Linked DNA regions of Mus musculus: region 1 is linked to region 2. A link is a contact called in ENCODE POLR2A ChIA-PET data. All regions are on one chromosome and are shown on one strand. The core of a region is the stretch at or near the end of the contact, and the rest is flanking DNA. Distances in the headings are between cores, read along the strand shown. Region 1 holds the start of Src (Rous sarcoma oncogene). Region 2 holds the start of Blcap (bladder cancer associated protein).

Region 1 (5,778 bases), core at 1,627-4,126, 140 kb before region 2:
GTCAGGGTCTGCCACTGAACCGGAATCTCACTTTTTGGGCTAGATCTGCTGGCCAGTGAGCTCTCAGGGTTTGACCGTCTCCACTCTCTAGTCTGGGGTTTGACGTGCGTGGCCATGCCTGGCTGGAGATCCTCCTGTTTGTATATCAAGTGCTCTGACCCACTAACGCATCCTCCATTTCTAGATGTCCTGTCTTTTTTGACAATGTCCACACAAGGAGAGTTTGCCAAAGCTGGGCAAGATGGCTTCTACCTGTGTCTTCACGTCTGGGAGGCTGAGACAGGAGGATTGTCAAAAGTGTGAGTGAGGCCAGTGTGAGCTACAGAGGGAGACTCATCTAGGGGTTGGAGGTTGGGGCGATGCATTAGTGTTTAGTGTTGGGATGTTCCGAGTCTGGCCCCGGACGCTTCATAGTACTGATGCACAGACATGAAGCAGTAAGGTGCTGTTTTACTAACACAGAGCAAAATAAGGTACATGATCATCTGTCTGCCAGGCCAGACCAATATCTCTCCCATCATATTCTGCAATGGGGATGATCGTTCCCATTTGAGTGGTGAGTAACTAAGAAGGAGGAGAGTCAGAGTCAGTGATAGGAAGGTTGGAACTTGTCCTCGTACAGTCTGTGGATGCCACATCACTGTGTTTTCTACAGCCAGCTGGCCAGTGACCACTCTATACTGGGCATAGGCCAGGCCATGGCTCCTGCCCTCAGGGTACAAACAGACACACCCAGAATGGACTTGGGGTTGTGTCTCTATCAGGGGTGTGTCTAGAAACGTGTCCTGGAGGATATGGCCCTTACCCAGGATCACGAAGGCCTGGGAGGGTGGAGGCTGGTGGTAGGGGTGGGCATTCCTGGTAGGGGTTACAGTCGGAAGCCCGGAGGGATGGTTAACAACAAAGAGTACTCAGAAAGTTCAGTAATGAAACCCTTGTGCTGGGTGGTTCTTCTGAGAACCTCTGATGTAAGGCTGCCCTCAAGGAGGGCACGTGTGAGGGAGGCTGTGTCTGCAGCAGAGCCAACAGCACTCTTCCACGTAAGACTGTGAGGACTTATCAGTGCAAACCTACCTCGTCTCTCTCATGGAAGCCTTACCCACTGGGCAGGCTGCTGGCATACTGCGGCTCAGGGGGAAATAGCATACGTTAGGTCATGCATATATTTGCACAACGGTGGAGCTCCGGGTTCAACCTTAGCCTGTCAGTCTAAAGTTTATGCTTTGAAGCTCTCTGTCTTCTCAGCTCTAGAACCACCCAGACCTTTCCTGTTGAATTTCTGGGGACAGATGTAGTGATACATTTGGCAAATAGTTAACCAACTCTCTGGAAGGAAAAACTAATGGGTTCATTGTCACATTTCTCCCCATTTCCAAGTAGAACGTACTTCCTCTGAGGCTGACACCAGGTGACCAGTCTGACATCACCAAGTATGGCACAGGGAAGGACACTGCTCAGTAAGTGCTTGCAAGCCGTTTGAGAGCCAGCCCCAGTGCCTCACAGGAAGAGTATCCACCCTCCCCTCCCCTCCCTCAGCCCAGAGTGGCCAGTAAAGGCCATTAGACAAATCTTAGGCATGGAGGAGGGCGGAGAAACCTGCTCCTCCAGCCAGAGCCTGCCCAGGGGAGCCCTGGGAAACTGCCGTTAATCTTTAAGCAAGCCCTGCGAACAGGAGTGGCTGGCTAGTTTGCCCGCTGTTCATGAGAAACCCTGAGCAGTCCCCGTGGCCACAGTGGGCTACCCTGGCCCCACTTGCTCTTGTCAGTGAGGCCCTCAGATCTTCAGCCTGGCCCACTCCTTCTTCACAACAGAGGGGGCTGGAACAGGAAGCTAGTGGACAGAACACACCCTGAGGCACCTGGCCTAGATGTGACCTCAGATCAGTCTGACTCAAAGCTTTGCCCTTTCCTGGTCTCCTGGGAGACATAGCTGTACCCTGGGGCTGGAGCCTCTCACAATCTAGGATGATGGGGGACTTGCCCTTTGGGAGGGATCTTTGCCAGAAGCCCAGGCCTGTGCCACATGAACCTCAGTTTCCCTGTCTGTGAGATGGAAGCACTTTCAAGGAAGGAACATGGAGATGGTTGATAGATGGTCAGGCCCATCTTTCCAGAGTGAACGGGAGGAGTCAAGGATGCTCCTGGACCCCCAACGGGCAGCGCTAGAACCTGGTGGTCTTTGAGACCAGCCTGAAGCCACATCTCATCCCGCTTGCCCCATTTTTCTTCTCTACTTCCTGTCCGGTTGGTTCTGTCATCCTCAGTGGCTGGCAACAAGCACACTGCCCAGCAGATGCACACGGTCTCCTTATGCATTGAAAGTGAATTTAGGCTTGGCCTAATTGAGCTGGGCCCCGCAAGTTCCTGCCCTCCATTGGCAGAGGCTGGAGGCTCCGCAAGTTCAAGGCCAGCCTTGGCCACATAGTGAGCCACTGTTTTGCCTTTTGATACATTTTAACAATACTGCCTCTCCCCCTCACTATTTCCCTGTCCCTTCGGTTCCAGTCTCTGAGGATTAGAGACACTCAGGGTCAAGGCTGGTGTGGCCAGTGCCTCAGTTTCCGGACAGTGCTAGCCACCGGTGCGTAGCTCAGGTAGCTAGGGTTGAACGCTAACGTGGTCCCGGGAGGCCGAGCCCGGCGCGTGGCGTGGGGTTGGGGGGGCGCCCCCGCGGGCGGAGCTGCGGGGGGTGGGGGGCTGGGTGCGGGAGGCGCGGGCCCGGCTCGCACAGCAGGTCTCCCGGGTCGCCGGCGGGGCCCGGGTCCGCGCTTCCTCCTTTCTCCGGCTCGCGGCGGCCGCGGCCCCTCCTCCCGCGCGCTCCCTCCCCCTCGCCGCCGCCGCCGCCACCGCCGCCGCCTCCTCCCTTTCTCTCGGTCTGTCTCTCCGGGCCCGGAATCCAACCGGCCGCCCCGCCGGAGCGGCCAGGCCGCTGCCCGCCAGCGCCGCGCGCCCCGCTGGGGTCCGCCCGGGCGCGTCCGGAGCTCACGGTCGCCGTGCAGGTGAGCGCCCCCGCCCCGCCGGCCCCGCGCCCTGCTGCGGGCTCCCGCCCTGCCCACTCTACGCCGCGGCCCGCGAGCTGCCCGCCGCGGCCTTTTGTTGGGATGCGCGGGGGAGGACGAGCGGGGTGCGGGGGGCACCGGAACGCGGGGACCCTCGGCCGCAGAGTCCCCTGGCTCGGTTAGGCCACATTTGAAAACCCGGCCGATCGGCGCCGCCCGCGATCGCGGCTGCTGGGCCTGGCGCCCCCGGCCCGGAGTGGGCGGTGGGGGTGGGGTGGGCGTTGGGGAAGGGGCACCTGGAGGGCCACACTACCTCCTTAGGTCTCACTGGGGCCTTGGGTAGGGCCTAGTGCTGCTGGTCTGGAAGAAACAGGGCCACCCTGTCCTCGCCCCCCATCCCCCCCAACCCCCAGCCTCGCCCCTGCGCAGGCCCAGCGACCGATGGACTCAGAAGTTGGCAAAAGTTTTGGGGTTTCACTACCGCCACCAGGTCCGCTTGCCCACCCAGGCAGGTACTGGAGGTGAGTTTGTGCCCCCTACTACGACCCACCACCACTTGTGCCTTAGTTAGCTCTCTGAGCCAAGGCCCTCCTCAGTGGTAGGTGGGCTGGTTGAAGGGTGGGGTGAACAGAGGGGACTCACTCTGGGTATCCATCCCATAAACCTTTGAGGCATTCCGATTAGAAAGGTGGACAGAGGTGTGTGAGGCTTCTGGGACCCTGAGGTCTTCCCGGCTTTACAGACTGCCCAGTGAAGGCAAGTGGTGTTGGGGTCATCTGGGTATAGGTCAGATTTAGTTACCAAGGTGGACACGGGGGCGGGGGCAGGGGCGGGGGCAGGGGACTCTTCCAACCTTATGGAGTCCAGGTGTCTAGGTTTCTTGTTTTCCTGAGTGACCTGAGCCAGGGACCGCCCCTTGGACTATTCACATCAGTGACTATTCCCTGCACTTCCGCAGCCCAGGACTTGGCATATATGGGGGGGCGTGCTCAATAAATGAGTCCCATCCTGGAGCTCGCTCGCACAGGATGGTTGAGGTACCTGTGGCACAGCTGCCTGCAGAAGCGGGTAACTCCGTGCTACAAAGGGTTCCCTTTGGCCTCAGTCCTCTCAGGGAGGATCGATCAGTTGGCTTGTGAGGTAGCTCGGTGGTAGAGCACAGGCTCAGCTTGTTCAAGGCCCTGGTGCTAGCTGCAGAACCACAGGAAAGAAAATGGAGCAGTTATAACCAGAGCTGCTGATATCCAGTGAACGCCTCCCGGGGTTAGCCTGGTCTGCAGCTGCAGAGGAGGATATAGCCTTCCTGAGGAGCTGTCTGGCTGCCCTTTAACCCACCGTGACGGTGAAGGGTGTGTAGTTTTAGATCAGGCACAAGGCATTGTTGGAAGTTTCCCTCCATATCTCTCGCACCTGGCAGAGACATAAGGCCCTACTGGAGATGAGGTGTGTCTGGGTGAGGTAACCTTTCCACAAGGGAAGTGATTTACAGTGTGTCACCTCTCAGCTGACCTCCTGTCTACATCATGGGGCACACACTAATGAGTGCTAGGAGTGCCATGCTCCCTGCTCCGTCCCCTCCCCCTAGTCTCTTGTTCATCCTTGTTCATCCCAGCCTTAGGGCAACCCTAATCTCTCCCACCCCACCTTCCTCTATCTCCTGTGTCCTTTTCCCGAACCCCCTCTCCCCCACCAGCCTCCAGCACATAGGCTGGCTCCTGTTTGGGGCTTCTTCCCTGATTGTCATCTGAGGGTGGGGGTGAGGATAGGGTGTGTCTCGCTCCCCTAGCCCCCCAGGAATCTCGGAAGGACATGGTTAAATGATCTTTGTTCTTGCTGTCCATCTGCTGACTTTGATCGCGCATTGAGCATATACTATGCACCAGGGCCTGGGAACTTTGTTGAGCAGCTTTGTGGTAGGAGGAGCAGACAGCTTCCTGGAGGAGGGGCTTAAGCTGAGTGAAGCAGTGGCGGGCCAGCCAAGAATGCAGCTGGGTCAGTGCTCTTCCTTTCTATTCAGAAGGTCATCTGCCTGGGGACTTGCTGGGAAACTGTGAGCAGGTCTTTGACTCCTAGAAACTGGAGTGTGGGGGATAGGCCATGCATCAAGCAAGTGGCCAGATAAATGAATATATACTCGTGGCTGTGATAAAGGCAGAGGACTCTTGAAGGAGGAATTTAGGGGGCGTCTGGGCATGAAGCTAGGGGAAGGTGTGCCAGGCAGAGAGAGGTGTGTATGTGCAAAGGCCCTGAGGTGAGGGGAGGTGTATAATTGTTGTGGGGAACCAAAGGGAGAGCTATGAGATAGGATGATCCAATGGGGCCGCTATCAATAGGACTGCTCCCTATGAGGGCCCACTGGAGCCTGGAGGAGGATCTTGGCCTCCAGTTTTTACATAGGGAGCAGGTGGGTATCCTCTCTATGAACCAGATTAAGCTGGAGGGCAAGGTACACAGCTAATGGAATAGATGTGCAGTCTGGACTTGCATATTCTGTGGGAGCCCTGATCAGGTCTCAGAAGGAGGAGGAGGAAGAGGAGAAGGAAGAAGAAGAGGAAGAAGCTAGGTTTAGTAGGAGTTCAACCCAGAAAGCCAGAGGCACTGAGAGCCCAAGGATCAGGAAGTGCAGTGCAGGGTCGGGGTGAGGGTGAGGGAGAAACTTGGGAGGGAGCTGGAGAGCAGGAAACTGGAGATCATGCTTGGGCATCTGATAGACCTGAGTTCAAGTTCTGACTGCTGGCTATCCTATGTGCTGTGTGTCTTTGGGTCCTTCATTGTCTCTT
Region 2 (5,418 bases), core at 2,553-5,052:
ATCCATAAAGCTGGGCAATGTACTCATTGTGGAGGGGCACACCACTTGGAATGGGGAGGGGGACCACAAGAAGACAAGAATAAACTGAGATGCCCATATCTGCCTCATTTAAATCTGTCCTGAGATAAAGGACTATTTCTCATCCGCAATGAGAAGAGTGGAATTCATCTGTCCCAGAATAAGGGACATTTTCCCTTCCCCACGATGATGGGTGAATTTATTTGGTGGTGCCGAGATAAGGTACCATGGCAGGTTTTCTATCTGGGAAAGATGGAGAGAAAATAACTGGGACTGGCCCTCTAAATGGAATACTAAGGGTCATACGGGTTAATTTAAGAATATAAAGCTATACCACAGATCTCTCTACCCAGGAGCCCCAGGAAATGAATGCTGGGCAAGAAGAGGGGGTGGTGGCTGGGACAATGAGCATGAGGTGTGGCTTGGCCCCTCCTCCACCAAGCTTAATGCTCCAGACCCCAGGATCACCCTAAGGCTGGCCATCCTGTCTTGATTTTCCAACCCTCCAGCTGGACACTCCCTCTCTTAGTTTTCTCAGTTCATCCCTAAGGGCCTTATCAGATCGATAGCTTGCCTTTTCCCCTCCCATTGCAGCAGGGAGGGTGGGCTGGCCCCTTAGTTCCCTTTCTTGGTTAGCCAGAGCTGTTCACAAGTGTCAGCTGACTGCCTCACCAAATGGTCCTGCCACCTGTTAAGCCTCATTTCTGGCTTTACCCGTCCCTGTCTCTGCACACCTGCTCCTATGCCAATGAGTTAGAAGGTCACCAGTCTCTCTTGCTATTTCCTCAAACTTCCTAGTCCTGGTCATCACATTACACACTCAGGTGCACAAAGCACCTCAAAGTTCTTGAACCCTGACCTGCAGATCCCCCAAGAAACCCTGATTTTCAAATCAATCACTGGCACCTCCCTCTTCTGCAGGGACTTTATAGTCTCATTCAGCACTAGGGAATTACGGGGGAAAGTAGCACAGATTTTGGTGTGGCCTTGGCTTTTCCACCCAGCCAGGTTGCTTTTAGTTCCCTACTAAGGTCCAGATGAGCCCCATACACATCAGAGAGGCGGGATTCCACAGGACTTGGATGTGAAACCCATTCCAAGGCGCGGTCTTCCTTAGCAGGGTAGATACAGCTGCTGCTAAGGCCTGAAGTCAGGTCAGGTCCTGTGCCTGCCCCGTAGTTACTCATCTGCAGTCAGTGGCTACCTCCTTTATGGTTAGAAACTTCTGTGGTTTGCCATACTAAACTCATTGAACCTTGAGTACATATACAACACAGGTTCCAAAGGAAGGTTGACTCTCCCCTTGGAGATCTGGAGTGGGGGGCCTGATGTCACTCTATTGTTCCATGTTCTAACGTCAGCCCAAATTAGATGCCAGCTGAGTACACAAAAGCCAAACCAGGGAGAAAGGAGTCTGGCTACTCTGGTCATAGCATATCCTGTGCCCATCCCTAAGCCAGGAGGCTACTACTGGTAACTCCAGGGCTTTCCAGATGATCTTGGTAAAACCTTTTTCTTCCATCTATTATCCAGCAGTGATGAGTGTAGGTGGAGTCTTCAAGGCGCCCTGGTGACCCTGAGAATGTGAATGTCTACTACCCACTTTCTTCTCCCACTCCACACCCTTTTGTCCTGACAGCAAACTAAACCCTCCAGAGGAGGCAGGAATGTGTTCGTGCCCTTTCTTTGTGTCAAACCTGCAAGCCTGATACAAAACCACCTTGTTTATACAATGCTTCCACAAGCTATGCATTAAAACATTTTATTCTCACATAAAGCAATGGGATGTGTCTTTATTGCAAAGTCCTTAGTACACAGAACTAAATATCCCTTTTTCTTAAAGAGGTTGCTACCTCCAAAGAGGAGCAAAGGTGGAGAAGGTGAAGTGGAACAGCTTTATGGGAATCTAGCAACACACGAGATTCCAGGCACTAATGCCAGAGAAGGCCTGACCAGCTCAAGCTCAGTAGGGTGGAGGTTACTAAGTACCAAAACTTTTAGAGATGTGGGTTCTAGGAGACTTTTAAGTCTATCTGTAAAGTAACTGAATTGTGACTGAAATGTATCTGAGGGACAGGACAGGAATTAAGATTTTTGGCTTTGACTCTGGGGCTGGCCAAAGACAGCTTAATTACACAGAGGTTTTGAAGGAAGCAGGCTCGCTGCTGACTCCTTACTAGATATCTACTTTCAAACTTGGATCGCTTCAGGAGCCAACATCCCAAAGGGCGAGCCTCTGAGCTGGCAGCTAATCTTCCCCAGGAGATTTAAATGTGTATACACAAACATAAGACTAATTTACCAAAGTCTCTTTTTTCAGGTGACCACTGACTTCTTCCATATGCCTGAGAGACAATGTTTGCCACAATCTTCTCTGGAAATAATCCTGTCCCCCTCCCTCCACAGGGCTCATACCACACCAGGATACAGATTCCTGAACATTCCCAGGGCAGAGCCAGAAGACAGAGAGGAAGGCAATACAGGGCTCTTGGTAAATCACACAGTCACAAGCTTGAATGGAATGCGTGTATTTCAAAGAGAACAAGTAAAAAGGGCAGCCTAACTCTCATCCCCCTAGAAATAACAGGTAAGAAGTTAAAGTGTTCTGTCAACAACTTTAAGATGACCATTTTCAGATCGAGAATTGATCTGGTTCCTGGAAACTGACCAAGGTTCCAGAAATCCAATCTTTAAACAGGAACTCTGGCCATTAATGAATCTTGACTTAAAAGAAACAAGCCAGCTCAATCTAATGCTTGCCAGGGGCACATAAAATGGAACTTTTTTTGGGTCCTGGCTTTGGTGTTGCAGTTCAGATGGCTGACAGGATGGCTGGACCATGTCAGACAGGGCAGAGCTGTCCCCAATATATCAGTTCCCTGAAAGGGACAAAGAAGATCCGAACCTATAAACAGAAATAACCTATAAACTAGAACGGGCCCCAGTTTCCCAAGTAAAAAGAGACAAGAGACTTAGAAGAAACCTAAAGGTGGTTTGGCAGAGAAAGGAAAAAAAAAAAAAAATCGACTGTCCCCATCCCCCATTCTTCCTTTCCAGCCAGGCACTCCGTTCCTTCTGCTGCCCTTGAGTGCCACTCCCCACAAACTGGAGAGGGAACCGGTGTCCAGACTCGACGAAAAGTTGGTGGAAGTGAGAAGCACACGGGACCCGTAGCAGATGGTCACCCTATCACTCCGGACACAAAAGAGAGCGTTCGGGGCCCACTTCTACTTTCTCCCCACACTCCTTCGGATAAGGGTGGGGGAAGAAAAAGAAAAAAAAAGGGGGGGGGGAGAGAAACTGAAGTGGCGAGGAAAGAGTGTCCAGCCTCCCAGAAGCTGAGCCCCTCGCCAAGGTCCGGAACAGAGGAGGTGGTGGTCGCGCCCGCCCCTCCCAGCCCCGTCCCGGGAGCGCGCTGACCTTGGAGGCCAGAGTGACAGCTAAGGAACCCCGGAACCCACCCAAGGGACGGGAAGGGACCACCCCCAAGGCCCAGGTTGGGACGAAAAGGGGAGGTCATCTGACGCCAGACAAGGGTGCGCCCGACCCCGGCCGCGCGGAAAGCCCCGGCGAGAGGCCAAGCGACGCCTAAGGTGACCCCGGAGGGCTAACATGGCGGCGCGGCCGCACCGAGCGCTCTCACCCTGCCCAGGCGGGCGACGCCACGATACCTGCGAGCCCCACCATGGCACTGCCGCCACTGTCGCCGTCGCCGCCGCTGCTTGCCTCCACCTTAGCTCGCCACCAACGCCGCAGGAGCTGGGGAGACGCCCCCTTCGTCTTCTAGTGGAGCGGTCCAAGGACCCCCGGTCCAGAACCGAGCTGTCTTCTGAGAACGCCTGACAAACTGGCTCAAAGCGAGGCTACTCTCAGACACTCTCCCCTCAGTATCCGCCACGAAATGTCCTTTCTGAGTTTTTAGTAGACTTGAATAAAATTATGGGGCGCTAAGGTCTTCAAACCCGTGGAATATTTGGTCAGGCGTATCTTAGGCAGCCCCGAACCTCCGGCCCATGGTCCCCTTCATGCATATGCAGCAGATTGTGATTCTTACTCTTTGAGAGCTCCGCGGGCGAGCGAGGTGTAGTTACGCTGATGAGCGTAACTCCGCAGAATCCTTAGCACCTTGTGATTTGTGTACTTTGGGAAAACTTCTCGTGGCTCAGATCTGGCCCTTCAACCACGGGCTGAGGACGTGCTTCCTCCTTGGTGAGGAAATGGCTTGCCCCAGGCTTGTTAATGTCTAGATGAGTCAGTGTGGTCACTTACTAGCTTATTAGCCACGTTCCTGACCTCATACTGTGCGCAAGCGCAGTGCTAGAGGCTAAGGAGGTACAATTCTACTCCTGACCCCAATTTTCTCAGTCACCAGGGTGAGAGTGAGTGTCGGGGGATAGTGGAGAGACTACCACCCAGTAACCACTTGTAGTCGCACCAGTACATGATTTGTAATTAGGCATCGTGGAAGGCACTAGGAGGCAAAGTAAAGAGAGGAGAAATGAGTGGAATCCTGGTGTCTGGAGTGGGCGAGGGTTGGGGCCGTCTTAGGCATATTGAGTTTGTGCATTGTGTGAGTGAGGGGTCTTGTTCCAGACATGGAGGTGACAACCCTAAGGGTGGAAGGTGAACAAGGAATATGACAGGTACCTTGGTCATGAATTTGAATTTTTGTCTTGAGAGACATGGGAAGCTATGTTCTTCGAGGCAATGAAAAGAAATCTGGGTCTCTCCGAGGCCATTGACTTTCAGGGTTAGAAAACATGAAAGTGAGGTTTGGGACAGGAAGCCAGTTAAGCAACCAGAACATCTTTCCAGACACAAAGTCATGGTGACTCAGACAGGTAGTGACTAAGGGAGCTAGAAGAGATCATATCAAACTGGGTGCGGGAAGCACATACTGAGGCACAGGCATTGACTCCTAAGCTGTGGCTGTAGGGATGAAGAAGAGGTGAAGAGCCCTTGGCCAGGGTGGAAAGGCCCGAAGACAGGCTGCTAGGGGACAATCAGAAGTGGGACAGAGAACTCAGTAGCGGAAATGCCTGGGCACACCGTGGATGGAGAGAGTGGACCTGTATAAGGGCTGGTGGGCCTCCCTCAGCACACGGGTCTTGGTAGTGTCTAGAAGCCAAGGGGATCCAAGGCAGGAAGGAAGGAGGCCAATGGTGATCTAGGGAGGAGCTGGGAAAGGAACTGCAGAAGCGGGGTGCAGCAGACTCTCTTGTCCCTACTGCCACAGGCTGGTCCATGAAGCAGGGGTTCCGTGGAGTGGAGCTGGCTGGTGCTGACTCACGTGGGAGACTTTGGACACCTTGGATTCGGGAATGAGATGGCTCTGTAGCCTGTTCTTCATGTTGCCTCTCTCTCTCTTTCTTTCTTTCTTTCTTTCTTTCTTTCTTTCTT

What was found. ChIA-PET counts read pairs that join two places held with the same protein, here RNA polymerase II (POLR2A).
Region 1: POLR2A ChIA-PET joins it to region 2 with 35 read pairs in Patski. The contact joins the promoter of Src here to the promoter of Blcap in region 2. POLR2A ChIA-PET finds 5 or more read pairs at or near these places in 4 of 5 experiments (Patski and embryonic stem cell).

Annotation. Positions count from the first base shown.
Region 1 is chr2:157,421,417-157,427,194 of GRCm38, forward strand. It overlaps Src (Rous sarcoma oncogene), which reads left to right and starts at 2,877. Exons shown (of 15, transcript NM_009271.3): 1 at 2,877-2,998.
Region 2 is chr2:157,562,559-157,567,976 of GRCm38, forward strand. Blcap (bladder cancer associated protein) reads right to left here and starts at 3,803. Exons shown (of 2, transcript NM_016916.3): 1 at 3,690-3,803.